Linked DNA regions of Homo sapiens: regions 1, 2 and 3 are each linked to region 4. A link is a loop called in an ENCODE intact Hi-C map of the cell type or tissue named here. Cell type or tissue: endothelial cell of umbilical vein. All regions are shown on one strand. Each heading gives the region's core, and the rest is flanking DNA. Links, peaks and the distances in the headings are about the cores only.

Region 1 (8,095 bases), core at 1,317-6,316, 82 kb after region 4:
GTTGAGGCTGCAGTGAGACATGTTCAGGCCACCGTACTCCAACCTGGGTGACAGAAGAAAACAAGAACCAAATGCCTACACAGAAATATCCACAGGACTGACGAGGTAGCCAAAGAGTGCACTTGTTTCTGAAGTCAAAAATTTGAGCTTGTTGAGATATTTCTATCAAAAAATCAAGATTTTAAATTGCTGCCTAATACCTGGATTTTAAAGAAAACTCTGTTCAGTTCATAATTAATTCTTTTCGTGTTATTAACATATAGAAAAATACTAGCTGATCAGTTTCCATTTCTATCTGCTCATTCCTTTAATTTTTCTCCTTTCCCACAAATAGAAGCTGTATTGCAATAAGCATATCTTGCCCCTGGCCTCCATTCCAAGAACATCTGGAAAGAGTGTTAGTTAAATAGCAATGGGCTTACACAGTGCTATAATTTTTCTAGCTATAAGGAAGCCCCCACCATCTCCACTCCTATCACCAGAGAGGCGTGGGTGAGCTACCCGAAAGCTCTTTTGCTTGGAGAACAAGCAATGGAATCTTGCAGATAACCCTAACCAAACACCACCCAGGCAGAAGGGCCCTAACCTGCCTAGTGAGATTCCTCTAAATACATTTTATACTATCAAGGCTTAAATTCATCAGAAAAAAAAACCAATGGAATTTATCAGAAGATGTTTAAGAGAGAGTAACAGAGCTGCTGGGATATACTCAAACATAACTTTCTAAGCCTAAATTGCATAATATCCTTTTTCCAGATCCTTTTAGTTTGTTTCTTATTCCAGAAAGAACCTTATATGGAATTGCACGCATTTGGCTCAGTACAAATTTGGCCCATGTTGAGCCTCTTAGACTTGGCCCACCACAAACTCATGCTGTCAACCACAGTTTGGTTCCCATCACTGCCCAGTTGTTCCTGATATACCGTATGCTGTGAATATCCCAATCTTTCTCCTCGGGTCCCCAAATCTTCTTCCTCTCAACTCTCCCATTTTTAGTAGATGAGCTTGACAATTCGGTTGCTGAAAACATTTACGCTATGGGTCTGAACTCCCCTAGCTATTGGAGATGTGAGAGCATCTCTCATCAGATGAAGATTTTTCCTAAATACTAAGTTACTGCCTCCTACTCTGCTCTAGAATTCATCTCTTCCCATTTTCTTACTCCCACATTTATTTTCTCCTTATAGACCTCTGCTGTCCTAGATAGTAACCTCTTGCCACGTGTAGCTATTTAAATGTAAATGAATTATGACCGGACGCAGTGGCTCAAGCCTGTAATCCCAGCACTTTGGGAGGCCGAGGCAGGTGGATCACCTGAGGTCAGCAGTTCAAGACCAGCCTGGTTAACATGGTGAAACCCTGTCTCTAATAAAAATACAAAAAAAAAAATATATATATATATATATATATTTATATATATATTTATATATATATATTTTTATATATATATATTTATAAATATATATATATATATTTATATATATATTTATATATATATATTTTTATATATATATATTTATAAATATATATATATATATTTATATATATATATAGCCTGGTGTGGGGGCGCCACCTGTAGTCCCAGCTACTCAGGAGGTTGAGGCAGGAGAATCGCTTGAACCCAGGAGGCAGAGGTTACAGTGAGCCAAGATCATGCCACCGCACTGCAGCCTGGGCAACACAGCAAGGCTCTGTCAAAAAAAAAAAAAAAGGAAAAGAAAAATGTAAATGAATTATAATGAAATAAAGCTAAAAATGAAGTTTCTTGATTGTGCTAGCCACATTTCAAGTACTCAACAGCCACGTGGTGCTGGCGGCTCCTGAATGGGACGGTGCAAATGTATGTAATTCCCATCATCGTGGAAAGTTCTAGTGGACAGCACTGCTCACCAGGGACCTCTGATTTATTTCCTATCCCATTGGCTCTTCAATCTCATGCAGACAACTGCATCACCATCAACAACAACAACAACATCAACAACTGCTCTACAAGTGACCCTCCTACCCTTCCAGCTACCAGTCTCTAGAATGCTGCCAAACTTTTAGAATGAATGCTGCATTCCTTTCTTGCTCCTCTGCAATCTGACTTCCGACCTTCTCGACAGAAATAAAGCCACTAAAGACTTTTGGGGCATCTTCTACCATTTTGTTTTCATTCATCACCCTCCTAAAAATGTCTCCTCTCTATCCTGTTCCTCCCATCTCTTGTCTCTGGCACACTACCAATGCTGAAGAAGTGTTGGTTAAATAAGACAATAAGCTTCCCTCCTTGATCATTCACTCCTCCAGGATCTTTCATCCTACATCTCCCTTCTGTTGCAAAAGCCCGGTCCTCTGCTCTTCTTTTGTCAACCCTTCTCTCATTAGCTCATCTTCTCTCACTTGCCTTTAACTATCTGCTCTGTATAAAAATGGGTCTCAGTTTCACAACTCAAGCTGTCAATTTCTCACTTCCATGACTAGCATTACTGGAGAACACCAAGAATAAATGTTTGTATTATTAATGGCTGCTCCCAGTGATGCAAGGAAACCTGCTTTCCAACCCAGTTAATTCCTATGTCCCTTGCAAAACTGTCAGGGCCAACTCTGTAGAAGTTATCAGTGCTTTCCTGTGAGGCTACATTGTGAGGAGATTTCTGGGCTTGTGAAGAGTTAGGGACTCAAGGGGGCAGAAACAAAGGCTGCAAGATGAAAGACATGGGATGGCTCTGGCTAAAGGAACTTTGTCCATATAACAATTCTGCTACAGTCTTTTCTCAGGACTAGTTTCAAAGTCTCAGGATGATATAGAAGTTCGTTTTTCTTTTCATTTCTTCTTTGTTTGTTTTTTTTTAGAGAGGGAAGTGGGTTAGTAACCTCCACATTGCCTCTTCATTGAGAACTACATAATAGCTATAGATTAAAATGAAAAACCCGTCACTTTCAGAAGGGCAATATCATGCAATAAGCCTGCAGCAAATTATACCTTGGTGTTACATGAAGGAAGTTGACAGGACAACACTTTCTTCCCCTTCTCAAAATGAATGTAGAAAGTACACTCTAACCTTTACCAGCATATGATGTCTATAACTAACATGAAGGAAAGTCAAAACTTTTTTTTCTCCCCTTGGCTTTTTTTTTCTTTCAACAGACACATTGCTCTGCTGATAAGAAAGCTAAGAAAGTGGGTAGGTAGAAATATACAGCTCATTCAATTAAATGAAAATTAATGTAATGCAGACAACACAGTGCAGGCTGCTTGATTTTGTTACATTTAACTTAAAGACTACCAGGCCCTGACAAACATCCTTGAAATGTAAATTCAACATTCAAAACCCACAAGTCACACTAAGAGCACTGGGAAACAGGAGAAATACACACTGGACAGATGCAGGCAGTCCCAAAGCTCGGTGATCTTTTACAGCTAGAAGGTCAAGGCAGTTATTTCACAGTGATTTGTATGAAAAGAAAAATAAATTGAAAAGAGGGCATTCATGTATATATGAGATAATTGACATAGCAAAAATAACTCCCAAAGTGAGCATTTACTAGGCAATTTAGGTTAAAATGGTATAAAAGGCAGATTGTTTGGGCCAGCACATCCGCCTTTCTTGCACTTAAAGATAATTTGTAGATGAAGAAACTGCTCTCTTTAAAAAAAGAAAGAAAAAGAAAATCCTCCTCCACAAAGCCTCCTTTCCCACAGCCTTCTACCAAACAGATTATGTTGCTAGGTAAACATAAGCTACCAACAATTTCTGTACCAATATATATAGCAAATTATACTTCAGAGGAAGCCTGCAAGCTTATGAAACAGATGGCAGATTTGTGTCGTGGCCCGAGAAACAATTGTGTTTTGGTAAAATGAGCCACTGCAAGTCTCCCTGACATTTTCCTAGCCTAATCGACATTGACTTTTCATGTCACGAAGTTGCATGAAAGAGCGGGATCATGTAGAAAAGCAGATAAGCATCAGAAGCAATGGCAAAGATGATGCCCTTTTAGAGCTGGAATCATCAGTTTTAAACTTTGAGTTTAAATATACGATAACAGCAAAAAGTAAACCAACACAGCTCCTAATGTATCGCTCAGACCTGCCATCTGGGCTGGAGTCAAATTTAATAAGCCCAACGACATCAACTCTACTTCTCCAGCACTATAACTAATCTTAGGCTGTTTAAACAATCAGGGGCGGGAACGAGATGGTATAATCTTCTGTGAACTGGATGTAACTGGAGAATATATCCATGCTTATTTAGATTTTATAAAAAGAAATTTCGGAGACTTGAGGTCCTTACAGCTCACATTTCTCATCCAAACTAAACTGTTATTTGTTTAATAAGCAACTGGTTCACAACTGGACTTCAACTGTCCCACCACATCCTGGAACAAAGTGTTGAATCACACTCAGATCCACACTGACATCTGCAGGTAATTGAAACAGGACTTCTGTGAATTGATTTCTCGACTCGGGAGTCTCAAACCATTCTCCAGAGTAGTGTGCTAAACCATAAAACTTAAATACCCCGGATGACACAAAATATTTCTTTAAAAAATACTATCAATGTTTAAGTGCTTCCATAGACTAAAATATTGCATATAGCATCTGAGTTCCATCACATAGAAAACCCCACAAACACACAGCTGTCTCTGCCTGGCGTAATTATGGTGATTTTTATTTTCACTTTAAACTTTTTTCTATTTTTCATTACTTTTCATATATTATCCAATGAGCATATGGTACTTTTACAATACGTTATGGCAAGGTTGCTACCTAAATTTTAACCTCAAACTTTCTGTTGTCCCTATCAATTTATATTCACATTAATCAAAGCTTCAACAAAATCCAGCAGAATATTGTTTTATTGTAATAACTGCTGCTATGCAGCACACTTATTTATATAGGCTATCAAAACTCCTAAACATTCACAAGATAGGGAGTAGATTCAAGCTGCTTTAGGCTAATACATGAGATTTTTCTATAGTGCCTTTCCACTGAGCAAAATTTTAAAGTAACATTTATTGGATCGATCTATAATTATAGTATTAGAAAAAAATGGAATCTGCTACCAAGAGACTCCTTTTACAATGACTGTCTAGGGGGAAGCCTATTTTTCTGGGCTTGTAAAAATCAAGTAACTCGCTCAACTTCTGAGGTAAAAGTCAACATAGATGGAAGGCTTTATTCTATGTGTTGAAAATTAGATGTAATAGAAAAATCCATCAAGGATTTCTAGTGGTAGGAGAAAAAGGGGCAATTTCTTAAGGGCTCATTAACAAATTTAATCAACAGGCACTCATAAACAAGCTGTCTTCCAATTTACAAATGTGCTACATTTCGAACATTTATTGTTCTTTTTTTTTTTTTTTTTTTTTGGTGCCTACAATGCATTTTCTTGAAGAGACAAGATTACGCTGGTTAGAGTTCCAATTTGATTCACAAAAGTAAAGCTAAAATACTGTAGGTTTGCAATGAAACGGTAGGAAGCAGTTTTAGCAATAAGATAAATGTTGGAATGACTTTAACAATAAATTATTTTTCAGTTTTCTTATTTTGGTGCATAAGAAAATAATTATAGAAACATAAGAAAGCAGGCCATTTTAAAGCACTTCAGATGCTAACATCCAATTTATCATGTAAATTTGCAACTTTTCTTATTTTTGATCTAGGCACACATTTTATGAGCATAGGCCATGCTGAAGGTTTTACTTTAGCTAGCATGTGGAAATTAGATGGAAATTAGGGAGAAAAAATAGGAGAGAGAGTTTGCCATGGAAAGTGGGCAAGAACTGAAAGAGAAGCGGGGAGAGAGAACTACAGAAAACATAGATTTAGATTCAATTCCTTGCCTCCACGTTACTCATTCATTCATCCAACTATTAAGTGGTAGCTCTTATTGGTGAGTATAAGTACTCTGTAGTTTGTTTGTTCATTGATTTGACAAATGTTAATTGAGCATTTACTTTGTGCGTGGAGCTGGGGATACCAGTGTGAATAAGATAGTCTTGGTCACTATTCTTATACATTTGGTAACTAGTATGGAAGACAGACATTAAACAATCACTGTAATTACAAGTCAGATAAGTGCCATAAAAGGTGAAGCCCAGGGATATCAAGGAGTGCCTAAATGGGAGAACTTAACCTAACCTGGCATTGCTCCTCCTCTCCAAATGATCCAGATGGTCAAGTTGACTGTGTATTTTAAATATATTTGCATCTCTTACTATGTGTGAAGTTGAGTATCTTTTCATATATTTAAGGATCATTTGTATACTTTCTTCTGTGAACTGTGTATTCATGTTTTTGCCCATTTTCCTCCTGAGACTTTTTAGCCTTTTTTCTTTAGATTTAAAAAGTTCTTTATATGTTTGGGATATTGGACCTTTATTTATGTATACATTATAAGTATTTTCTCAGTTTCATCATCTTTCTTTTCTTTTTCCTTTTCTTTCTTTTTTTTTTTTTTTTTTTTTTTTGAGATGGATTCTTGCTCTGTCACCAGGCTGGAGTGCTCTTGGCTCACTGCAACCTCTGGCTCCCGGGTTCAAGTGATTCTTCTATCTCAGCCTCCCAAGTAGCTGGGACTACAGGTGCCCACCACCACGCCCGGCTAATTTTTTGTATTTTTAGTAGAGACGGGGTTTCACCGTGTTAGCCAGGATGGTCTCTATCTCCTGTCCTCGAGATCCGCCCGCCTTGGCCTCCCAAAGTGTTGGGATTACAGGCATGAGCCACCACGCCCGGCCTTCATCATCTTTCTTTTGACTTTGCCTATCTGATTTTTGCCATGCAAAAAAAGGTTTTTACTTTGATTTTTATGTACTTGAAAATACTCATCATTTTATGGCATTTGGATTTGGAGTCATATTTTAAAAGGCTTTCCCCACACCCAGATTATAAAGAAATTAATCGACGTTTTCTTCTAGTGCCTATATGTTTTTTTTTTTAATATTTGGACCACCTGGTACCTATATGGTTTTATTTTTTATTTTTTAAATATTTTATATAATAAGCTCCATTTGGAGCTTATTCTAGGGTACAATGTGAAGTATGGGACCAAATTACCTTTTTGTCCAAATGGCTATCCAGTTGTGCCAATAGAATTTATTTAAAAAGTCCATCTTTGCCCCAGTAATAAACTGTTTATTAAATATTACATTTTCGGCCGGGCGCGGTGGCTCACGCCTGTAATCCCAGCACTTTGGGAGGCCGAGACAGGCGGATCACGAGGTCAGGGTATCGAGACCATCCTGGCTAACACAGTGAAACCCCGTCTCTACTAAAAATACAAAAAATTGGCCAGGCGTGGTGGCGGGTGCCTGTAGTCCCAGCTACTCAGGAGGCTGAGGCAGGAGAATGGCGTGAACCCGGGAGGCGGAGGTTGCATTGAGCCGAGATTACGCCACTGCACTCCAGCCTGGGGGAAAGAGCAAGACTCCGTCTCAAAAAAAAAAAAAAGATTACATTTTCATATATACTTGGGTCTATTTCTGGACTTTCTGCTTTGTTTTGTTGATCTGTCTATTCAGGCACGAGTCCAATAATGGTAACAGGTTATACAGATTAATTTTAAAAAAGAATTTGAAGTGACATGAAAAACAAAAGGGGTCAGCTTCCTTTACAGACGAATGGATAGCTAATAAATGTGGAAGGAACAACAGAATTGGGAAAACGTACCTTTGCAGCCACTGTGTTAAAAACTGATTCAGATAGGGATTATAATGAATGCTAAAACTATCAGATGAAAATTATTGGGGAACAGAATATTTACATGGTCATACTTTAAAGATATTAATTGAATATTAATTACAAAGGAGGAGAATGTGCCTTTACATGGAGAAATCTGGATTACACTACTTTGGTCAAGTGATCCAACTTGGCAATAGGACAAATTGACATTGTATACACCTCCTGACGTGAGGCAATGGAAACCACCTATGTGGTATCTTTGCCAAAAGTGTTTAACCTGAATATATTCATGAGGGAACAATGTGACAAATCCAAATTTTAGGCCATGATACAAGATAACTGGCCTAGAGTCTTCAAAATGAATATTTCATGAAAGATGAAAAAAGTGGGAAACTTTTATATGAAAGACTACTAGAGATATGACAA
Region 2 (8,095 bases), core at 1,799-6,798, 150 kb before region 4:
CTTTGGGAGGCCAAGGCCGGAGGATCACTTCAGCTCAGGAGTTCAAGATCAGCCTGGGCAACATGGGGAAACCCTGTCTCTATTAAAAATACAAAAAGTAGCTAGGTGCGGCGGTAGCACATGCCTGTAGTTCCAGCTACTTGGGAGGCTGAGTTGGGAGGATCACTTAAGCCTAGGAGGTAGAGATCAGCTTCAGCAACATGGCAAAACCCCATCTCTACAAAATATACAAAAATTAGCTGGACTTGGTGGTGCACACCTATAGTCCTAGCTACTTGGGAGGCTGAGGTGGGAGGATTACTTGAGCCCAGGAGGTAGAGGTTTCAGTGAACCGAGATCGTGTGACTGCACTCCATCCTGGATGACAGAGTGAGACCCTGTCTCAAAAAAAAAAACAAAACTGCACTCTTTTATGTATTTTTATACTTTTGAAATGTTCTATAATATTTTTGAAATGTTCTATAATAAGAGAATATTGTGAAGACTTTATAGAAATACATTTGAGAACCTAAATAGAGTAAATTACTAGAATCAAACTAAGGAAAAAATGGAAAATCTGAAAAAAATGCAATAATCATTAAAGAGATTGAATTGTCATTTGAAAGTCTGTCCTCACAAAAGACCTCCTTCCTCTACTGTGGTCAGCATCTTTGGCATACATGAGATAAAATGTATGGTCCAGTCCAGCCTCTAAGCCTGTGCAATTCATTCAGTCATTCAGCAAATATCTATTGAATACTACGTATGGGCCAGGCACTCTTCTGGCTACCGGGGATACATAAGTGAACAACAACAACAACAACAACAACAAAGGAAAAATGTCTCTAATTTTGTGGCACTTAATATACAACAAATAATAATGAATAAGTGATATATAGTATGTTAGGAGGAGAACATTACTATGGAAAAATAGAGGAGGATAAAGGAGACTGAGAGGCAGAAGGATGGGCCAGTTTGTAATTTGAAAGGCAAGGTTGTAGGCAAGGTTCAGATTGGAACACTGAAACACGGATTTCCCACAGAAATGAACAGGTCTCCTTGGAGAGATGGCTAATTCAAGGTCTGGGTCAAGAAGTGTACAGGAAGAGCCTGGAACATTTTGTTGCACCAAAAAGATAAAACAGAACAAAACAAAACTCGGTTAATTAGTTACTGTTGGAAGATGCTAGCAAGCCAGTTCTTTAGTGATTTTTAAAAGACAGATAATTATAAGGAAACTTTTTAATAAACAAGCATTTATACTGTTTTCGACACAGACTACCACTGACTACTCAAATAATACATGAGGGGATATTTCTTTTTATGGAAGTATTCTGGCTAATAAGAAGAATAGAATTAATCACCAGTGGCTGCCAGCACCACAAAAAGAGATACAACTAGATCTTATGTGTTTTACAATTTTTTTATATTTGGGGGGCTGGTCTCTTATATGTCTCTTTTGGAGAAACAGCCCACCACCTGGATTCATCTCCTAGGGCTTCCATAACAAAGTACCATAAAATGAGTGTCTTAAAACAACACATGGCCGGGCACAGTGGCTCATGCCTATAATCCCAGCACTTTGGGAGGCCGAGGCGGGCAGATCACTTGAGGTTAGGAGTTTGAGACCAGCCTGGCCAACAAGGTGAAACCCCGTGTCTACTAAAAATACAAAAATTAGCCAGACATGGTGGCGGGCACCTGTAATCCCAGCTACTCAGGAGGCTGAGGCAGGAGAATCGCTTGAACCTGGGAGGCTGAGGTTGCAGTGAGGTGAGATCTCGCCATTGCACTCCAGCCTTGGCAACAGAGCGAGACTCCATCTCAAAAACAAACAAACAACAACAACAACAAAACACTCACGTTTATTCTCTCAAAGTTCTGGAGGCTAAAACTCTGAAATCAAGGTGTCAATAGAGCTGTGCTCCCTCCAAAGGCTTTAGGGGAGGATCCTTCCTTGCTTCCTCCTAGATTCTGGTGGTTTCTGGCAAGCTTTGATATTCTTTGGCTTATGACTGCATAATTACAACCTCTACCTCCATATTCATGTGGCCATCTTCCCTCTATGGGTGTCTGTGTCCAAATTTCCCTCTTATGGACACCAGTCATATTGGATTAGGCTTCCCCTAATCCAGTATGACCTCATCTTAACTTGATTACATCTACAAAGGCCCTATTTCCAAATAAGGTCACATTCACAGATTCCAGGTAGACATGAAATTTGGGTAACACTATTTAACCCAGTATACCACCTATGAAGTATTCTTTTTATTTTTCTCCTCAGCTTTTATTTTAAGTTCTGGGGTACATGTTTAGGACGTGCAGTTTGTTACATAAGTAAACGTGCCATGGTGGTTTGCTGCACAGATCAACCCATCACCTAGGTATTAAGCCCAGCATCCATTAGCTATTTTTTTCTGATGCTCTCCCACCACCCGCCCCGCCCCCGACAGGCCCCAGTGTGTGTTGTTCCCCTCCCTGTGTCCATGTGTTCTCATTGTTCAGCTCCCACCTATAAGTGAGAACATGCAGTGTTTGGTTTTCTGTTCCTGCATTTGTTTGCTGAGGATAACAGCTTCCAGCTCCATCCATGTCCCTGCAAAGGACATGATCTTCTTCTTCTTTTTTATGGCTGCATAGTATTCTGAAGTATTCTTGACAAAAAGAAAAAATCAACCTGAATCTATTCAAGCCTCTAGAGTCAACTAAAAATTTACAGAAAATACAGGAGACTGAGTAACGTGTTAAATGACATCACAGGGATGCAATTAGCCAACTCCAGACTATGGGAAACTCTACAGGACAAACTACCTGGTATCTTCAACAAATAAATTGCAGGGAATAAAGACATGATGGAGGAACCTAGACTAAAAGAGACTTAAAGATGAACCAGTAGCTATGTTTGGACCTCATTTGGATCCCAATTCAAACAAACTTTAAAATACACACCCATTTATGACACTTATGAGACAATTGGAGATTTGAACACTGACTTGAATATCCATTGATATTAAGGAATTATTTTTGAAAATGCGGAATAATACTAAGGCTATGGTTTTTTTTAGAGAGTCCTTATCTTTTAGAAACATATACTAAATTTGCAGATAAAAATGACTTGATGTTGGGGATTTGTTTCAAAATAATATGGGAGTTGGGGGATGTGGGTGCAGATATGGCTGTGACAAGATGGTTCATGGGCTGATAATTGTTGAAGCTGGGTGATGGGTACATGTGGGAGTTCATGATACTATATTTTTATGTGTTTCAATCTTTCCATAATAAAATTTTTTTTTAGAAAAAAGAAAGAAAGGAAAGAAGGAAAGAAAGAAAAGAAAGAAAGAAAGAAAAAGAAAAGAAAGAAAGAAAGAAAGAAAAAGAAAAAGAAAGAAAGAAAGAAAGAAAGAAAGAAAGAAAGAAAGAAAGAAAGAAAGAAAAAATACGGTATCAGGATAAGCCTAAATAAGAAGGTGACATTTGCTGTGGATCGTTCAGCATGTACAGGGCCCCTGTCACCATCTGGCTTTAAAAATACTAAAAAATAAATCTTGTGTAGGGGCTGTGAGAGATTAAAGACGGCCACAAATTCTTTTTTTAACCCAATTCTCCCATACCATTTATTTTAAAATTTATGCATTTTTATTAATTAATTTATTTATGTATTTAGTTTTAGAGACAGGGTCTCGCTATGTTGCCCAGACTGGCCTTGAACTACTGGGCTCAAGTGATCCTGCCTCAGCCTTCTGAGTAGCTGTAACTACAGGTGCCCACCACTGTGACTAGCCTCTGCCACAAATGCTTTTCTAATTCTCCCCTTACCTAAAGCTAATTCCCCTCCCTTTGAATTTGGCCTGGCCTTAGAGACTGGCTTGACCAATAGATGGCAGCAGAAGTGAAGTTCCAGGGCTTCTGAGGCTAAGTCATAAGAAGCCTTCTAGCTTCTGTTTGGCTCTCTTGGAATATCTCTGGATGTCCTGGGCTACCATATGAGAAGTCGGCTTACCCCAAGTCAGTCATTCTGGAGTCCATTCTCCAGTAAACAGTCCCAGCTGACTCAGTCTTCAACTCAACCCCACCAAGCCTCCAGACTTGGGATGAGAGGACTTCACTAGCACTTCCCAGACTGGCCCATCCGCTGTGTGAAAAGAACAGTCACCCAGCTGAACCCTGCCTGAATTCCTAACCCATAACATCAGGAGATACAATTCAATGGTGGATGCTCTAAGCTACTAGGTTTTGAGGTAGATTTTTTGTTTTGTTTTGTTTTGTTTTTCAGAGTCTCGATCTTGTCACCCATGCTGGAGTGCAGTGGCGTGATCTGGGCTCACTGCAACCTCCACCTCCTAGGTTCAAGCAATTCTCCTACCTCAGCCTCCTGAGTAGCTGGGATTACAGGTGTGCGCCACCACGCCCAGCTAATTTTTGTATTTTTAGTACAGACAGGGTTTCACCATGTTGGCCAGGCTGGTCTCGAACTCCTGACCTCATGATCCACCCGCCTCAGCCTCCCAAAGTGCTGGGATTATAGGCATGAGCCACTGCGCCAGGCTGGTTTTGAGGTAGTTTTTAAGGCAGCAATAGGTGGCCAGAACATAGGTTTATAATATGTGACAAACTATGTTTTGTAAGCAAAGGAATAATAAACACAAAAGCCAGGATAGTGTTTCTTGGGGGAGGTAGGTGCAGGTGGTAGAGGCAGGGGCAATGAGATGTGGAAGAACACAGGTTGAACTAAAGGTATTTCCTAAGAGCCTACTTTGGAGGTTGGGTGTTGTGGTAGATTTTTTTTCTCACTGTTGCCTAGGCTGGAGTGCAGTGGGACAATCACAGCTCACTGCAGCCTTGACCTCCCAGACTCAAGCAATCCTCCCATCTCAGCCTCCTGAGTGGCTGGGACCACAGGCAGGCACCATCGTGCCTGGCTACTTTTTTTCTTTTTGTATTCTTTTGTAGAGACGGGGTTTTGCTATACTGCCCAGGCTGGTCTTCAACTCCTAGGCTCAAGTGATCCTCCTGCCTTGGCCTCCCAAAGAGCTGAAATTACAGGCATGAACTACCACACCCAGCTGGTTTTTATTTTTTTATTTTCATTTTTAGAGACAGGGTCTCACTCTGTCACCCAGGCTGGAGTGCAGTGGCACAATCACAATTCACTGTAGCCTCCAACTCCTGGGCTCAAGTGATCCCCTAGCCTCAGTCTCCCTTGCAGCTGGGACTACACTCATGAGCCACCAGGCTTGGCCGAAATTTCTACTTCTGTAACAAGGAGAGCAGGCAGTGAAGTGCTATTCAGCAATGTTTTAATTAGAAAGGAAATGGGCAGGGCAGAGATACAGATAAATTGCTGTTTTACCATCTTGCCCAACACGGTTGTAATCAAGCCTACACAAGTATAAAGGTCATTAGCCAGTAATTGACTGGCCTATTTCTTCCATCTACAAGAGACTAATTTTAAATATAAAGACGCAGAAAGATTAAAAGGATGAGCTTTTTATGCTGATAGCACTCTCGCAAACCTGGTGAACATTCCTAAAAGTCACCAGACTTTCTGTAAGAAGTTTAGGAATCACCAATACCACAAAGTGACACAGTACAAGAAGGGCAAGCATTCTCTTTATGCCTGGGGAAAGTGGCGTTATGACAGGAAGTAGAGTGGCTATGGTGGGCAGACTAAGTTGATTTTCCGGAAAAAGGCTGAAAGTACTAAGATTATACCGAGACATGAGAGCATTGAGCCCAATTGCTTTTCTCAGAGAATGCAAACATTTTGAACTGGAAGGAGATAAGAAGAGAAAGGGCAAAGTGATCCAGTTCTAGCGTGATCTTTTTTATTGTGAAGAAAATACAATCTTGAGGTTATGTTCACTTCATTTGGTTACAGCTGCCATTTAAAAAACATATATATATATATATACAGAGTCTCACTCTGTCGCCCAGGCTGGAGTGCAGGGGTGCAATCTTGGTTCACTGCAACCTCCACCTCCTGGGTTCAAGTGATTCTCCTGCCTCAGCCTCCTGAGTAGCTGGGATTACAGGCATGTGCTACCACACCTAGCTAATTTTTGTATTTTTTGTAGAGATGGGGTTTCTCCATGTTGCCCAGAATGGTCTCAAACTCCTGGCCTCAAGTGATCCGCCCTCGGCCTCCCAAAGTGCAAGGATTACAAATTTGAGCCACCATGCCCAGCCTACAGTTGGCCTTTGGGGAGGGAATAAGCTAGAGCCATCATTAAAATTCCCTTTGTGGAGAAATTTATGCTTCGTGAAAAAAAGAAAGTAAAAGGATGGAAAAAATGTGCAACAAGTGTAAGAAAGCTTCATGGTTATATTAATATAAGACAAAGTAACTTCAAGACAAAGAGAATTACCCAAAGAAAGACGGCCATTAGATAATATAAAATAAACGATTCACTAGGGACATGACAATCCTAAATATGTATGCACCTAACAACAGAGCAAAACAGTTCATGAGTAAAAACTGACAGCATTATATAGAGAAATAGACATATCCACAATCGTAGTCAGATATTTTAACACCAGTCTCTCAGCAACTGATAGAACAAATAGACAAAAAATATCGGCTGGCTCACGCCTGTAATCCCAGCACTTTGGGAGACCAAGGCGGGCGAATCATGAGGTCAGGAATTCAAGACCAGCCTGGCCAACATGGTGAAACCCTGCCTGTACTAAAAATACAAAAAAATTAGCTGGGCGTAGTGGCCGGCGCCTGTAATCCCACCTACTCAGGAGGCTGAGGCAGGAGAATCGCTTGAACCCGGGAGGTGGAGGTTGCAGTGAGCCAAGATCAACCCACTGCACTCCAGCCCAGGCGACAGAGTGAGACTCTATCTCAAAATAAATAAATAAATAAATAAATCTATAAGGATATAATGGAGATCTGAAATTTACTGTCAACCAACTGCATCTAATTACAGAGCAGTATACCTAACAACAGCAGAATAGACACATTCCTTTCAAGGGCACATAGAATGGTCACCAAGATAGAGCATATTCAGGGAGATACGGTAAGTCTTAAAAATTTTTTTCATCAACTTTTATTTTAAGTTCCAGGGTACATATGCAGGATGTGCAGGCTGGTTACAGAGGTCAACATGTGCCATGGTGATTTGCTGCACAGATCTTCCCATCACCTAGGTATTAAGCCCCGCATTAGCTGTTCTTCCTGATGCGCGCCCTTCCCAGCCCCCCCGACAGGCCCCAGTGTGTGTTGTTCCCCTCCCTGGGTCAATGTGTTCTCATTGTTCAACTCCCACTCATAAGTGAAAACATGCCATGTTTGGTTTTTTGTTCCTGCATTAGTTTGCTGAGGATAATGGCTTTGAAATCTAAAGTATGCTCTCTGATCACGGTGAAATTAAATCATAAATCAACAAAATAGAAAAAAATTCCCACATTGTAGTAAGTCAACTAATACTTCCATGCAACTCATGGATCAAAGGAGAAATTAAATGATAAATTAGATTTACAAATAAATAAAATGCTGTACTTATGTTGCTATTTCCTGATTTTACATTTTATTTTTTTATTTATTTTTAATTTTTAATTTTTTTTTTTGAGACAGGGTCTCACTCTGTCACCTAGGCTGGAGTACAGTGGCATGATCTTGCCTCAGTGGAACCTCTGTCTCCTGGGTTCAAGCAATTCTCCTACCTCAGCCTCCTAAGTGGCTGGGATTACAGGTGGGCATCACCATGCCTGGCTCATCTTTGTATTTTTAGTAGAGACAGGGTTTCACCATGTTGGCCAGGCTGGTCTCAAACTCCTGACCTCAGGTGATCTGCCTGCCTTGGCCTCCCAAAGTGCTGGGATTACAAGTGTGAGCCACCACACCTGGCCTGATGTTACATTTTAAATATTACCAATTGACTGGCAAATATTGAAGATGAGGATTTAACTGTCATATAGGCACACACACATTTATCCTCTTTCCATCCTCCCAACAAAGTTTTAGCAAGTTTTGCTTAATTTACATTTGGTGTTTTCATTAAAATGACTAAATAAACATTGTTCTCTGCTGAGTGAGGTACTGTACTATGATAACATATCCTCTGTTGTACATTGTTTTGCTTTTCTTGTCTCCGCCCACCGCTTCCCTCTC
Region 3 (8,095 bases), core at 1,570-6,569, 93 kb before region 4:
TTCCTTAATTATTGTACCATAAATTCCTTTAAAAATGGGGTCTTGATCTACTATAGTATCTGGTACACAGTAAGTACTTAGTAAATATTTTTTAAATGAAAGAAGGAAGAAATTAATGAATGACCACCAGAAATCACCACCTGCCCCTGTGCCTCCTTGTCCAGCCCCTAAGGGCCTGAATCTGGTTATTGGCTAACCCCTTCCCCCACTCCTTCTCTAGTCTACCAGTTGAAGGCCTGGGGTAGCAGTAGAGCCTTTCTATAATAGTTAGAGAGTACAGAGTCCTAACAAGCGTCCTGGCCTGTCCACTTGCACACCTGCTTATCTTCTAGGATCATTGATGCCAAGGGCTCTATGTCTGTCCCATCCAACGGTACCCAATGTCCTGTCAATTAGCTCTTAGTCAGTGACTCCAAGTGCAGCCAGCACTCTTTGTACCCCTTTTCCTCCATCCCTGTGATAAGTCGTCCTCTGGAAAGAAGACAAAGTGGAACTCTCCCCTAGTCTGGCCTTTACATGGGAGGAAAGAAGAAATTATCAAGCCGTATCTAGACCAAGTCCAGGCAATTGAGAGACAGCATAATCAGAAGCAGAAGCCTCAGGTTCACGAGGTACTGAAGAATGGTGGGGTGCCTCGAAGGGGCTTGCTAGAGTCCCCAAGTTTACCCAGGCAAATGGACTTAGCCCTGAGGTTGTCCAAGGATTCCCTTAGCTAGAAAAAGGAACCTAAACCACAGGCTGGATATCTGTTCCTCCTGAGAGCAGACCTACACATCCACTCCCAGTTCCATACACAGATACAGAAATCAGAAAATGCTAGAGGTTCTTGGGAAATCAGAGGCAAGATGGGTGAATTCTCCCCTACCCCAACTTGACCCTTGGCTCCCTCTGGGCTGGGCTTTTCACTCTGCCAACTCTGGACTAAAAGAGAGATCCAGGCTAACTTCACGTCAGTTTGAGTGTCCCCGAGCCTGAATGTTCCCAAAAGTGCTTTGCAGTTGACCCCATATCCACATATGATAGAGTATTGTACTGGTAAATATCACTATACACTTCTCTGATCTGGACTTTCTATATAACGAAGATTTGACTTTGGGTGTGATAGCTCCTTATACTAGCAATATCAAAAAACATAACAATTTTTTAAAAACTAGCTGGATGTGGTGGTGCGCACCTGTTGTCCCAGCTACTTGGCAGGAGGATTGCTTGAGCCCAGAGTGAGACCCTGTCTCCAAAAAAAAACAAACAAAAAAAAAAGAGCAAGAACAGGGTGTTGAGCCGGGCGCAGTGGCTCACGCCTGTAATCCCAGCACTTTAGGAGGCCAAGGCGGGTAGATCATGAGGTCAGGAGATTGAGACCATCCTGGCTAACACAGTGAAACCCCGTCTCTATTAAAAATACAAAAAATTAGCCAGGCGTGGTGGCACGTGCCTGTAGTCCCAGCTACTTGGGAAGCTGAGGCAGGAGAATTGCTTGAACCCAGGAGGCAGAGGTTGCAGTGAGCTGAGATGGCGCCACTGCACTCCAGCGTGGGCGACAGAATAAGACTCCGTCTCAAAAAAAAAAAAAAAAAAGTAGAACAGGGTGTTGGTTTGGTGCCTTTTTCCTGAAATTAATTACTTGTTTAAAAAAAAGCAATTGGTTAAACTTGTGTTCATCATTTGCATATTATAATACATAATATTTTAAAATACACCATATATAATGTTAAAAATAAATATAAAAGTCTTATCATATCTAATAATATATACATATATGATATTAATATAATTATTAACAACAAAAAGGAAGTTTCCCCCCACTGGTAATCTATCTTCCCTTAACAAAGAATGAAGGACTTTCTTTCTGAAATTTTTCTCCAGGACTGAGACTTGAACTTACATCACTGGACTACAAATGTTTAGGAATACCTATCTATGTATTCTATATCTATGTATCTAATATTCTATATATACATTATATATCTATATCTATTCTATATCTATATATTCTATATAGCTAGATAATTATATATACATATATATGTATAAAATTATGTCCTCCCAGCTGGGTGTGGTGGCTCACGCCTGTAATCCCAGCATTTTGGGAAGCTGAGGTGGGTGGATCACAAGGTCAGGAGTTCGAGACCAGCCTGGCCAATATGGTAAAACCCTGTCTCTACTAAAAACACAAAAATTAGCTAGACATGGTGGCACATGCCTGTAGTCCCAGCTACTCAGAGGCTGAGGCAGAAGAATCGCTTGAACCCAGGAGGCGGAGGTTGCAGTGAGCCAAGATCGTGCCACTGCACTCCAGCCTGGGCGACAGAGTGAGACTCTGTCTCAAAAAAAAAAAAAAAAAATTGTGTCCTCCCAAAAAGATATATTGAAGTCTTAACCCCTAGTGTTCAGAATGTGACTTTATTTGGAAATATGCTCTTTACAGAGGTAATCAATATAAAATGAAATCATTATGGTGGGCTCCAATCCAATGACTTATGTCTTTACAAAAGGGGAAAATGTGGACACAGAGACAGACACACACAGAGGTAAGACAATGTGAGACATGTAGGAAGAAGGCGGCCATGTGCATCACTCCAATGATGTGCCTGCAACCCCAGGAACGTCAAGAATTGTCAGCAAATACCAGAACTAGAAGAGGCTTCTCTAGAGCCGTCACACAATATGGCCCTGCTGACACCTTGATTTTGAACTTCCAGCCCCCAGAGCTGTAAGACAATACATTTTTTGTTGTTTTAAGCCACCCAGTTTGTGTACAGCAGCCCTAGCAAACTAACAATTATATCTTCCCAACAAATGGAACAGACACACATGCCTCCTTTCTGAGATAGGAGCCTGCAATTATTAATGTTCTGACTCTGTGTTTTGTTACAATCTTAAATTCCATTTAGAATTAGAAATATGATGAAGCAACAAGGAATAGAGACAAAAACTTAGAAAGAAAGGGGCCAGTTAAAAGTGGTATTGGTGCTGATATTTGATGCCTACAGGAGAAACTGAACTAGAATTGCAGTGTAATATCAGGGAGACGTTCCCAACTATAAAAGTTGTCCAAAAATGGATGGAGAAACCTAGAGTGAAACTAAGATCTCTTTGTTCCCTGTAGGCATTCAGTTAGAGGCTGGCTGTCCACTTGTTGGGGTCACTGGAGAGGGAGATCCTGTCCTACGTCAGAGGCTAGAGTAGATGATCTTTGGCCGGGTGCAGTGGCTCACGCCTGTAATCTCAGCACTTTGGGAGGCCAAGGCGGGCGTATCACCTAAGGTCAGGAGCTCAAGACCAGCCTGGCCAACATGGTGAAGCCCCGTCTCCACTAAAAATGCAAAAATTAGCTGGGCGTGGTGGCGCATGCCTGTAGTCCCAGCTACTCTGGAGGCTGAGGCAGGAGAATCGCTTGAACTGGGGGGCAGAGGTTGCAGTGAGCTGAGGTCGCGCCACTGCACTCCAGCCTGGGCAACAGAGAGAGAGACTCCACCAAAGAAAAAAAAAAGATGGTGTTTAAGGTTCTATCACAGAATGCCTCATGTGTGCATGCATGCGTGTGTGTGTGTGTGTGTGTGTGTGTGTGTGTGTGTAGTGGAGGGATAGATTAGCACATGTATTATGAACAAATGCATGCATGGGAACACACACACATACATACATCATGCACACATACAGAGGTTATTTATGTAGGTCTTCTCTTGAAAGTCTTACAATGTCATTGATGCCTGAAGCCTCTAATCCTGAGATACGGAAGATTATATAACATTTTCTAACAGGGACTTGACCTCTCAGCCAGGTTTTTGTTGTGACTGGATGTGACTGTGTATTGGTGGCAATTACAAGGGGAAGGTGGCAGGGGAGAAGGGAGGGCAGGTCATGATATAGAGGAAAATACTCAGAATGATTCTAAGTATTAGTCATTAAGAAAACAAACCAGCTGGGCGCAGTGGCTCACGCCTGTAATCCCAGCACTTTGGGAGGCCCAGGTGGGCGGATCACAAGGTCAGGAGATGGAGACCATCCTGGCTAACACGGTGAAACCCCGTCTCTACTAAAAATACAAAAAATTAGCCAGGCGTGGTGGCGGGCGCCTGTAGTCCCAGCTACTTGGGAGGCTGAGGCAGGAGAATGGCGTGAACCCGGGAGGCAGAACTTGCAGTGAGCCGAGATCGCACCACTGCACTCCAGCCTGAGTGACAGAGCAAGACTCTGTCTCAAAAAAAAAAAAAAAAAGAAAAGAAAAAAAAACTCAGAATGGAGCTTACTGCCCAGCCCTAAAGCCTGGGGGTGGGGCAGTGGAAATGGTCTTTCTTTCTTTCTTTTTTTTTTTTTTTTTTTTTTGACATAGGGGTTTGCTCTTTGCCCAGGCTGGAGTGTAGTCGTGCAATCACAGTTTACTGCAGCCTCATCTCCTGGGCTCAAGCGATCCTCCTGCCTCAGCCTCCTGAGTAGCTGGGATCGCCTGGCTACTTTTTTTTTGAGGAAATGGTCTTTCTAAGCAGCATGGTCTCTGAAAGCCTGAACTGGGGGTTCATGTGATGCCTGTCTTTGGGGAATTTACAGGAGAGCTGATCAAGAGAGATAACAGGAGGGAGTTATCTACTGGGGTGGGGCTGGGGAAATCTCTAGACAAAAGATATCCAAATTAAAGCAAATTTCTTGCACCGAATTTAAAAGGTTGGGGCTCTGATCCTTGGAACTGCAGTCTATGGAGGCCCTGTCACAGTTATAGGGCAAATGTTCAAAGTAGAAATACTTTCTATTTCACCTAGAAAGTAGTAGTAGTGATGACTTTAAAAATATATATTTATGCTTCTTTGCAATGTCTTAAGTGATTACAGAAACCAGGGGTTCTAAAAAGCTTGTTTAAACGTGTATGGATTACATATGGCAACAAATCTCAAAATACAGCACTTTTGCTTTAATTTGGATATCTTTTGTCTAGAGATTCCCCAGCCCTACCCCAATAGAATGCACTCCCTCCTGTTATCCCTCTTGATCCTTGCAGCTCTCCTGTAAGGGCCCCAAAGACAGGCATCACATGTTAAAACTGTGGAAACGGGGGTCCCAGAAGGGCAGAGAGCCTTGGCCAAGATCAAGGTTAGATAAGTCAATCGGGGCCTCAGGCCTTTCCACCAGCCCACCTTGCTTCTCTGCCTTACAACTCAGAGAAAAATGGCCAGACATTACAATAAATTTAATCACCATGAAAGAAAAGGAAAGTCCTGAGGTGGCTTGGCTTCCGGACTATGGCTCTAAAACACTTGGGTGATTCTGCTTCAGTGTCTGATGGCTGAGTTTTTAGGAGAGGGGACAGAATCAACTTTAAAACTGAGCAAACCAAAGCATAGAGGGGCTGTGGGAGCAATTTCCCATGCATGACTCGGGGAAGCTGAGAGAAGCTCTAAGATGGTATGTGGCAGTGAGAGACAGGGACAAATCTTTCCTGAAAACAACAAGAGGAAGAATGGAGTGTTCTCAGGCTTTCACACAAGACTTGTGTCACAAGTTGGAGAGGGGAGACCCAGATAGACTCCAGCTGAGCGGTGGTTTGTGCTTTCCCGGAAAGCTGAGGCCTCTAGAACTTAGGACAGTGAGGGCAGATGCTCATCCCTAGGAGGACACCCACATCCAAGAAGAGCAGATAATTCCTGTATTCCAAGAGCTCTGTGCACTTCTTTATGAACCTGCCCTGCTTCCACCAAACATAGCTATTTCTCAGGCCAAGCCACCAGTTCTAAAATTGATCGCTCTGCATTTACGCTGGGTATAAATAGATATAGATGGGCCGTTTAATTTCCCACGTGGCTACCTTCCGCCAATTGGAGCACCCTTGGGAGTAGAAGAACAGAAAGAGGTTCAAGGTAGGCAGGCCACTGGGATTTTTGAAACTTGGATATTTTGTCTTATACAAAGAGCAACAACTTTTCTATATGCCCTCAAAAATAATCCTACTTTTTAAAGCTTTCTTTTTACACCTAAGTGATGAGAACAAAGACAGAAACTGGGTCCACCCACTAGACAAAACCTTTCATCATAGGCAGTTGCTTAAACGTAGCGACTGAGATTCCCGCAGAAAGAAGAAAGGAAGGAAAACAGGAAGGAGGGAAATGGATATATATTGAGACACTGTATTACTGTGTTTAGGGCTGTACGTGCAGTATCTCACTTAACCCTCATAGCAACTCTGTGTGGTATTATTATTAGCTTCCTTTTATGGAAGAAGAATTGAGGATCAGAAAGGTTAGGAAATTCATTAAAGACACAAAGGTCATAAGTGGCAAAGCCAGAACGAGAAGCTTCTATAGTTCTCTGTCTAGTCTATGCCAGTGCCAAGAAAGTAAACACAGTGAAGGTGTTCATAACAGAGGACATAAAAGAGTGGCAACGGTTGTTTATGGGTATCAGAGTCTAGGGTGGTGGAGAGGTGGGGAAGTTAATAGCTTTTCAAGCAGGGGAAATTGAGAAAAATAGAGGCAATAAATGGGAGACAGAAATTCAAGGGCATTTAGAGTAGATAATTCTGGACCACTGTTTCTATTTTATCACTCTCTATATTTTGGACTTCTTGTCAGCACACAGTCATTCCTTATTTCAATGTAACACATTTATTCCGTGGGTTGCATGCATACCCAGAACACAATGAACCTCGAGACACACTGTATATTCAGGCCTTCTCAATCTGTTTTGACGAGGGAAATGTGTATGGCTTCTGTACAAAGCCACCAGATACGGCAACCCCAAACTAAGAAGAATGGCCTGTAGACTCACCCAATAAATCTTCCTGAATGGAAAAAGGGTACCACACATTCTCCAACTCTTGCATTTGTTATGGAAGTGGAGAATCACATATTCCTGATTCCACTCTGAGGACAGGGATTGTGTGTCTTTCTGATTTCATCATATCTTTAAAAAGAATGGGCTTCTCTTGCCAAGCCTGAATGTTTGTGACACTCCAGACCTGGATGTCAGGGCTTGGATGGGAGGGAGGGAAAGAGTACAGACAGTCAAATGACTGAATCAATGGGCAATGTCTCATTAGTGCCATGTTGGAAACAACCAGAGCTAGGCAGCCCTAGTTCCCTGGCATAAGTTGGGTTTTTACAAACATTTTAATTTGTAAAAACTGGAAAAAGGGTGGGGGGCACTTACTGAGTTTGAAGAAAGCAGCAGGGTGAAAGCGCCCTTCATTCCTGATTAAAACCACTAGCTTGGGTTGCTGAAGAAAGGAACTGAGTTTATTTCCCCCCAATAATACCATCTGGTGGTTTCTCAGACTCTTTTTTTTTTTTTTTTTTTTGAGTTGGAGTCTCACTCTGTCACCCAGGCTGGAGTACAGTAGTGGGATCTTGGCTCACTGCAACCTCCACCTCCTGGGTTCAAGTGATTCTCCTGCCTCAGCCCCCCGAGTAGCTGGGATTACAGGCACCCGCCACCATGCCTGGCTAATTTTTGTATTTTTACTAAAGACGGAGTTTCACCATGTTGGCCAGGCTGGTCTCAAACTCCTGACCTCAAGTGATCCACCCGCCTCGGCCTCCCAAAGTGCTGGGATTACAGGCGTGAGCCACCGAGCCCGGCCCAGTTTCTCAGACTCTTTATGAAGAATCCTATATTGTTCGAGCTATGAACCAGCTCATAATAAGAGCTGAACAACTGTGGCACCCACCTGTTAGAAATCAAGACTGGGGTATTAAAACCAGAAGTGCTGGCCTATTAGAGGGGCCTGACCATTTTGTGTGGAAAGCAAACCTCGCCTAAACCCAGGGATTAGCATTTTCACATTGGGACAATAACTGAAGCAGGTGCTCATTCTATGGGTTGTTCGGAATCATTTTTCTGACTGCATAGAGGTAGAAGCTGAAATAGAATAAGTTCTCAGAGGGCATGACTCCAAACAGGGAATGGGGAGGGAAGTGAGGCATTCCTTATTCTTTGCTTCCTTGGAAAATGGAAAAAGAAACTCTGGCACAAAATGGCAGCTGCCCTGGCTCATTGGCAGTTCTGCTAAGAAACTAGGGAGCAAAGAGCTGATTAAAGAAGGTCATGTTTATCTAGGGATATGGTAATTGGAACACACCCTCACTAGTGATCTAAGTTTAAATCCCCA
Region 4 (8,095 bases), core at 1,292-6,291:
ACAAATAACCCAATTAAAAATGATCAAAGGATCTGAACAGACTGTCTTCCAAAGAAGATACATGAATGGCCAATGGAGCACATAAAAATATGCTCGACATCAATAATTAGGGTAATGCAATTCCAAGCTACAGTGAGGTACTACCTCACACCTATTAGGATGGCTGTAATAAAAAATACAATGCAAAATAACAACTGACGGTGAGAATGTGGAGAAATCAGAACCCTTATGCATTGCTGATGGGGTTGTAATATGCAGCTGCTTTGAAAAACAGTTTGGCAGTTCCTCAAAAAGTTAAACATGGACCAGGCACAGTGGCTCACACCTGTAATCCCAGCACTTTGAGAGGTCAAGGCAGTAAGATTACTTGAAGGCAGGAGTTTGAGATCCGCCTGGGCTATGCAGGGAGACCCCCATCTCTATAAAAAAAAAATTTTTTTAAATAGCTGGGTGTGGTGGTGCATGCCTGTAGTCCCAGCTACTCAGGAGGCTGAAGCAGAAGGACTCTGGAGACTAGGAGTTTGAGGCTGCAGTGAGCCAAGGCCCCACCACTGCACTCTAGCCTAAGTGACAGAACAAGACCTTGTCTCAAAAAAAAAAAAAAAGTTAACTGTGGAGTTACCCTATGATCCAGCAATTCCACTCCTAGGTACATACACATCCAGGAGAATTGAACATAGATCCACATAAACACTTGTACACGAATGTTCATAGCAGCAGTATTCTCAATAGCCATAAAGTGGAAACAACCCAAATGCCCATCAACAGACAAATGGATAAACAAAATGTGGTATAGTCATATTATTCAGCCATAAACAGGAATGAAGGACTAATGCATACTACAACATGGATGAACCTTGAAAACATGATGCTAAGTGAAAGAAGCCAGACACAAAGATCACATATACACGATTCCATTTATATGAGATATCCAGAATAGGCAAATCCATACAGACAGAAAGAGATTAGGAACTGCCAGAGGATGGAGTGGGGAGAGAATGGGAAGGACTGTTTAATGGGTACAGTTTCTTTCTGGAGTAATGACAATATTCTGGAACTAGTGATGATGGTTGCACAACTCTAAACCTAAAGTCACACATCTATGAAATGGTAGGGCTAAGATGTCAGTCCATTCAGTCTTACTCCAGCACCCACACCCAGAGTCACTCTGTCTAGAGTTGGATGCTCAGACTTATAATTCAGTATTCTGGATCCTGGGCATCATGTTCTAGTTTTATTTTTTTAAGGGATGTCTGCTTTTTTCCTCAAAAGGGCCTCTAAGGGCCCTGGGAAGGACTAGTGATGGGTCTAAATCCGGCCATAATGGCCAGCTCACACTTGTCTATAGGAATTCCACACAGGTGAAGCTTTCACACAAAGGTTTCAAGGCTGAAGACAGAAAATTCTAGGACCGGGAAAGACTTCCTTCTGGCCTCCCCAAATTTCCCTGAGATTGGGGCAGGATGGGCTAAGTGTGAACACTCCACACAAAGAGGAGCCAAGCCCTCTCCCACCCTACCCACCTCCCCCAGTGAGCAAGTACATTGTGGTCTTTAACCAAAACCAAATGAGAAGTAGTGGCTACACTGGGTGGCAACAGAGCAGGCAGGCCCAGCGAAAATGGGTCTGGCCTTTGAAAATGGCCTCCCAGAGGCTGCCTCCCAACGTGGGGCCTTCGGCATTGTTCTGGCCTTTGTGGTTCCTGGAAATCACCCACAGCAGGATCTGTTAGGCCTGAATACCCATCCACAAGGGCAGGAGGGAGAGGTGTGTGAGTTATTAGGGGTTACCTCTTTTTCTGGCCCATCCCATCTTTCCAGGATCTTCCCTATGGTCTTCCTAGTTTCATGTGGTTCAATTAAGTCCGCCCACATCTCTGGAGTGCCCACTCTGAGAATTCAGGGATGATTTGACTCACCTGCCCTCAAAGAGTTCACTTTCCAGTGGGATATATTTTGGAGCCAGAAAGCTTGGGTTCAAATCCTGATTTCATCATTCCCTAGCCGTGTGATGTTGGGCAAGTTACTTAACCTCTGAATTTCCCAGGGCCCTCATCAATAAAATCAAGATACTGATGTTAATATGTGTAAAGAAGGTAGAACAGTGACTTGCGCATTGTAAGCTGGAGATGGGTGTGAGCTCTTATTCTCTAGAGTGAGAAATGCTGTGGTTGGAGAAAACACAACACTTGGTGGGGGAGCACAGAGGAGAAGGCCAAACTCAGACAGACGGAATACAGGAAGGCTTTCCAAATGAGGTGATCCCGGAGGGGAGCCTTGCAGAATGGGTAGGAGTTAGGAGAGGGAAGCAGTGGGGAAAGAGCACTTGGGATGGGGAAAGGGGCATGAGCAGTGGTAGAGTGGCTGAGAACTGCCTGGTGTGAGCGGGATGCTGGGGCAGCTTGGTGTTTCTGGAGCTGGAGGTCCGCAGTAGCGGAAGACAAGGCTGAAGCGGGTGGTGGGCTTGGCGGTGGAGGGGCCGTACACAGCCCGGCTACTCTCCCCGAAGTCTCCTGTTTCTCCCTCTGAGTCAGGCCAGTCTGCTCTTGGCCATGGGGCTTGCCCTGGATCTCGAAAGAACCTTGGCTGGGGTTCACAGGAGGCTGCAACCATCTCCAGGAAATGCCGAGGTGATGAGGATGGCTCTGCATACGGCTAATGTAACTGTCACTCCAGTCTCCCCACCCCACCCCCACCCTGAGAAACACATTTTTGTCTCTGTCTCTGGAAAACATGTGTGCAAGCAAAGTTTGGCTGGGTGGCAGCTGAAACTTTTTTTTTTGACAACAGAAAGGCACCAACAATCTGGCTCTTGCTACCTGGGAGCTCCCAGCCCAGCCTTCTATGTTCACCTGAAAAGCCCAACACCCCTGGGTGGTCCCATGCCACCCTGGGGACTGTCCTCCATGCATCTGTTTCCTGCTGACCTTACAGCAGAAATCCAGCAGGCAAAGGGACCCAACTGCCTCATGCCTGAGGAATGCCTCCCAAGCCCCCTCCCACCTCCTGCCTCCTAGCTTCCAGAACTCAACAGCTTGCCTCTTGTGGGTCAATGTTTGCAGAAAATGTTTGCAGACTTCATATCATGCCATTTCCAGGAATAATTAGCAGTCAGGCAGTCAGTCTCTCATTCAGGTCTGGTGAACTAAAACCTCAAGAATGTGGAGCTGGGTGGGGGTGGGAATGGGAGTGGGTGAGGTTTGGGGTGCTTGCCCATCTTGCCAGCCTGCCTAGCTGGCTGAGTTCACAAGCCACTGGATCCCAGTCCCTGAGCACACCACCAAGGAACCTGCTCTGACTGGCCTCCATGGAACACAGAATGACTGGTCATTTTGTTGTCCCATGAATGCCAAGTCACAGTGTAGCCTCCAGCCCTGCCATGCAAATAAGACAAGGAGATGCCTTAGCTCATGCAACTCATACCAAGAGCAAGCAGTCACGGGCACCTTTGCCAATCATGACCCATTGCCTTGAGGATTTGGTCTCTGCAAACTCCCTTCCCCCATTCTAACCTAACAAAGACCCTGCAGGTTTCAAGTTCCCAGCCCCAATTCAACCATATGGTGAGCAGTTGGGGATCTTTCTGAGAAGGCTGTTATCTGTAACATGCTTGGGAGTTCCTTGCATTATTTTACTGAGCCAAAGCATAATGTGATTGCCTTGCTTCTTCATTTGTTAAAAAAATTTTTAACCCCATGAGGTGAAACTCCTATGACATCTTGGGTGTCAGGCCTTCAACTTTTGGCTAAGACCAAGTTTCTCTCTGTGATAGCCCAGTGTTATAAGTTTTATAAACAGACCCCTGAGTAAATGCAAAGGACTTTCTGTCCTCCTAAATCACAAACTAGATCAATAGACTGGCATGACAGAGTATTTTTAGCAAAATAATATTTAACAGAAATAAATGTAAAATGTTATAATTTGGTCCAAAAAAATCAATTGCACTAATATAAAACAGGAGAAAACTGACCTAATGGTAAAACATGTTTAAAAGTGGGGAACAGGGGGGAAGGCTTAGGAGTGTCTGTTGACAGTCAGGTCACTGTAAGTCAATGTATGATGCGACCAGTTGTATTAGTCCGTTTTCACACTGCTATAAACAACTACCTAAGACTGGGTAATTTATGAAGAAAAGGGGTTTAATTGACTCATAGTTCCACAGGCTTAACAGGAAGCATGACTGGGAGGCCTCAGGAAACGTACAGTCATGGCGGAAGGTGAAGAGGAAGCAAGCACGTCTTACCATGGTAGAACAGGAGAGAGAGAGAGAGAGAGAGAGAGCAACAGGGAAAGTGCCACACACTTTTAAACCATCAGACCTCGTGAGAACTCACTCAGTATCAGGACAACAGCAAGGGAGAAATCCACCTCGTGATCCAATCACCTCCAACTAGGACCCTCTTCCAATCTGACACGAGATTTGGACAGAGACACAAATCCAAACCATATCACCAGTGAAACAAAAAGCAAAAATTGTTGTAAGTTGCATTCATAAGAGTCTAGTCTTCGGAATAAAGGAGTTCTGCCCTGACCTCATAAATCAAGCAAAACCCTCCCAAGTCATTGGGTTACATTTTGGGCACCACAAACCCATGGGCAAAGGCATACAGAGTGATAGAGCTGGGTGGAGAAAGTTCTGTTCCTTTATTATCTATCTCCTCACTAGAATGGAAACCCCAGGAGGGCAGGGAACCCATTTGTTTCATCCACTGCTGTATCCCCAGTACAAAGTACACTGCCTGTCATATAGTATAAGCTCAATAAATGAAACTGAGAGCCTGAATAAATGAAAAAAAATCCTTTTCAGAGCCATTCAAGAGTGTGAAACCATCTCTGGTGGTGACGACCCTACTATTGGAATAGTCCAAGGAGAGGAAGTATAGCTATTTGGTGTGGGAACTGTACAGGGGATTCCAGGATCATTAGATAACCTCGCAGGGTCCCCTGACAAATTCCAAGGGCTTATCATAACATCCTTTGTGGGGAATGCAGGGGCTGACGGGGTATCTCTGGGTGGTCCCAATACCCTAGCTAGCTGTGTGCTCAGAAGTCCATGAAGCCTGAGTTCTCTTGTGTACTTCCTTGTATACTCTCTCTTGCTCTCTCTTCCCTTCTATTTTGACGTTAAGTAGTGTCTCTGGAGCATCCTGTGGTAGCTGTACTAAAATCAGGCAATACTCAGTTATCTTCCTCTTTGATGGTAATGTTGGTGCTACTAATCTAATTAGCTGCTTGGAGGTACATCCCCACTCTCTGAAGAAAAATACCCTTGATCAATATGAACCTCAATAAGAACTGATGATTCTGATGAAACAGAGCAAAGGATTCTTTCATAAGTCATAAATGTTACCCCAAAAGGGGGCTCCATTTGAAAAAAAATCCACAATATACTATTGAACAAGTTAGGGGCTGATTATTTACTATACATAAGTTGCTGCACTAACAATGCCCTGTAATAGGCAACCGGCTGGTGGGTGAGAAGATTTCAGAATGGATCTGGTGTTTTTCCTCCTTATTGAATGTACTTCTAGGCACCTCCATAAATCCTGTCATTTCAGAGACTCCTTCAGCTATATACTATTAGAGGCAAACTCAAGACTTACTGAGTACTTTGTCAAGGCTCAAACTCCTTATGTAAGTCACAAAAATATGGATTTTCCCCCTCTGTGTCTGCTTAAACTGTAATAGCCATTTTGGAGAATCCAGTAAGTGCTAACAGGGGAAAAGGTGAGAAAGAGAGAAACATCTCAGGCTTGTGAACTTGCTGAAATTAAACTGGGTGAGCCTCTGCAGGCTAAAGTATTTTTAAAATGAAAGAAAAAGAGAAAGGAAAGAAGGAAGACAGGGGAGGAGAGAAGGAAGAAGAGGAAAGAGGGAGGGAGGAGAAGGAAAGGAAAGAATGGAGGAAAGGAGAGAGGGAGGGAAGGAGGGAGGGAGGAATGGAGGAAGGGAAGAAGGAAGGAAGGAGGGAGAGAAGGAAGGAAGGAGGGAAGGGGAAGGGAAGGGAAGGAGGGAGGGAGGAAGGAAGGAAGAGACAGAAGGGAGAGAGAGGGGAGACAGGGAAAAGGGAAATTTGAGTGTATTTGTGTGACAGGATGTGAGGAAGAAAATGGCCCATCATTCTGTGGCCATTTCTTTTCAGCCTAGAAACTCTGTCATGTGAAAGTCTCATCATAGTCTCAATTTTTTTTTTTTTAATAAATGGAGAGGTTTAGTAGACCAAATGATTCCAAATGAAAAGTGGCCATAGGATGCAGAGACCACCCCAGTCCCCAAGCCCTGTGGCCTAATAAGGCTGTTTCAGATTGCTGCCTCCCTCACAGAGAGATGGAATTTGTTGATAGTGAGTGTCAAACACTGGAGAGATTTGTGGATGGTTAGGCTGACACTGTCTTTTGATCTCCATCTGTTGAGGGAGGAAAGGGGCTGGCCTTGCTTTCCAACATAACTTAATCCCAGAATGAGAGCCCAAAAAGCTTCCAACAACCTGACCTAGGTACTGCCAGCCATTTTTCAAATGTCCCTCACTTGCCTTCACTCTTCTGTTCATGAGAAGAAATGTGGCTATAATCTTGTGTGGGGCTGGGTAGGACCGTTCACACGGTCTTTATCTATCCTGCAGATGAAAGGAAAAATGTTCAACAGATGGATATTTCTAAAGCCTACCACCCTTTGCTTTTTTGAAGCTACACATCTGTTGGGTATGATCACAATTCCCTACGGAGTGAAACACAAGATGGCCTACTTGAACACCAAAATCTTGGCCCAACAGCCCACTTGGGAGCCATTTAGGATATGGCCCTTTTATGACACTTCACAAGTTGAATGGTAAAGGAAGATACCAAGGTTGCCCAAATTAGCTGATATCATGGATCTTCTTCAGAAATTCTAGATTCAGGATGACATGTTGAGGAAAAATATTCCAAGCACTGAATCTTAAAACTCATTTTCTCAGCCTTATGCCTCAAATTCTCTTGGGAATCCTGAAACAGACCTGTGGAGACACTCTTAATCTTTGCAATGCCAAGAGAGCCTCCAGCCAAAAGGTCACTCAGGAATGAAATGGAAGGGTTGGGGTAAGGGCAGGGATGTTTCTATGTCTTCAGTAGATCCAAATAAGAAAAGTTCACACAGGCAATAAAAGAAGGCCAAAGTGAGAAAGGACCCAGGACAAAATAAACCTGGTTCCTACAGCATTCAACCCATACATAACCTCAATCACATGCACTGTGACCCACAAGCATCTGTGGTGCACAGACGTAGGTAATTTAGAACTGTAGAAAACAAACATCAACAGCCTCTCAAACAGTGGTTGGCTGGGTCCTCCACTTTCCTATGGGCTATGTTGGTTTCATGTAGATGTGGCCCAAGATAGACCACACTAACTGCTTTGGTACTTCCAGGATGTGGAAGAAACTATTTTGGAGTATTCAAGGAAAACTTGAAATGGGTTCTCATTGGTTTCTCACTCCTTCCTCTTCCTGTCTTTACAGCTGGCAATACAGATCAGACCCAATCTTTCAGCAGAACAGGGAAGAAAGAACTCGGCCTAAGCTCTGCTTTCACAAAAAGAACACAGGACAGGAGTTTGGGAAGAGAAAACTCATTGAGAAAACACTCGTTCTTTATTCTCTTCAATTCTTAGCTGAGGCTCTTTGGACAAATGTAACCTTTGGGACCTCAGTTGTCCTAATCATAGTATGTGGTGAACAAGAACAGTGATCCATGTGAGGCAGGGGAGCTCAATCAGTCGTCACTTAATGCATCGAACTCTGGAGTCTAGGATCAGTGGGCTTTGTTCTGAGCCCATAGACAGCCTCATTGTCTCTGAACTCTGCTAAAGGCTGAGTTGGCTCATAATTAAGAAGAAAAAGTAAGCTATTACACCTGGGCAGAGCCTAAACCTGTCGTCAGGCCTCTTGCTCCTTTTCTGTGCTAGTATTCTAGACCAGGTAAGTCCAAGACAGAAGTTGGTGAGATTGCTTTGTCCCCCCACAGGCCTCCCCAAACATCTCTAACCACGTGACCTGGATAGAAATAAAGTGGCCTGGCCGGGCGTGGTGGCTCACGCCTGTAATCCCAGCATTTCGGGAGGC

What was found. Hi-C counts contacts between places; a loop is a spot of excess contacts. Peaks named below come from ENCODE experiments on the same cell type or tissue, not always from the same donor. Only the 100,000 strongest peaks of a DNase experiment are listed, where the experiment ranks them.
Region 1: it touches region 4 in a loop (2.6-fold over the local background); 2 of 110 quality-filtered maps call a loop at or near these places.
Region 2: it touches region 4 in a loop (9-fold over the local background); 3 of 110 quality-filtered maps call a loop at or near these places.
Region 3: a loop joins it to region 4, with 4 times the contacts of the local background. A loop is called at or near these places in 2 of 110 quality-filtered maps.

The regions. Positions count from the first base shown.
Region 1 is chrX:134,749,425-134,757,519 of GRCh38, forward strand. It overlaps a transcript of PLAC1 not described here. Among named protein-coding and RNA genes, the nearest start is that of PABIR2, 44 kb to the right of the region's middle. In endothelial cell of umbilical vein, for the core only: a CTCF peak has its summit at 4,359 (motif pointing left); a DNase peak (open chromatin) is centred at 4,367.
Region 2 is chrX:134,517,208-134,525,302 of GRCh38, forward strand. It overlaps the pseudogene RPL36AP54. Among named protein-coding and RNA genes, the nearest start is that of MIR450B, 19 kb to the right of the region's middle. In endothelial cell of umbilical vein, for the core only: a CTCF peak has its summit at 3,848 (motif pointing right); a DNase peak (open chromatin) is centred at 3,874.
Region 3 is chrX:134,574,212-134,582,306 of GRCh38, forward strand. All of the region lies in intron 2 of PLAC1 (placenta enriched 1), which reads right to left. Among named protein-coding and RNA genes, the nearest start is that of LINC00629, 28 kb to the left of the region's middle. In endothelial cell of umbilical vein, for the core only: no CTCF peak of the experiment used is centred there; a DNase peak (open chromatin) is centred at 3,840.
Region 4 is chrX:134,667,336-134,675,430 of GRCh38, forward strand. It overlaps a transcript of PLAC1 not described here. Among named protein-coding and RNA genes, the nearest start is that of PLAC1, 13 kb to the left of the region's middle. In endothelial cell of umbilical vein, for the core only: no CTCF peak of the experiment used is centred there; a DNase peak (open chromatin) is centred at 4,206; H3K27ac peaks cover 3,013 bases.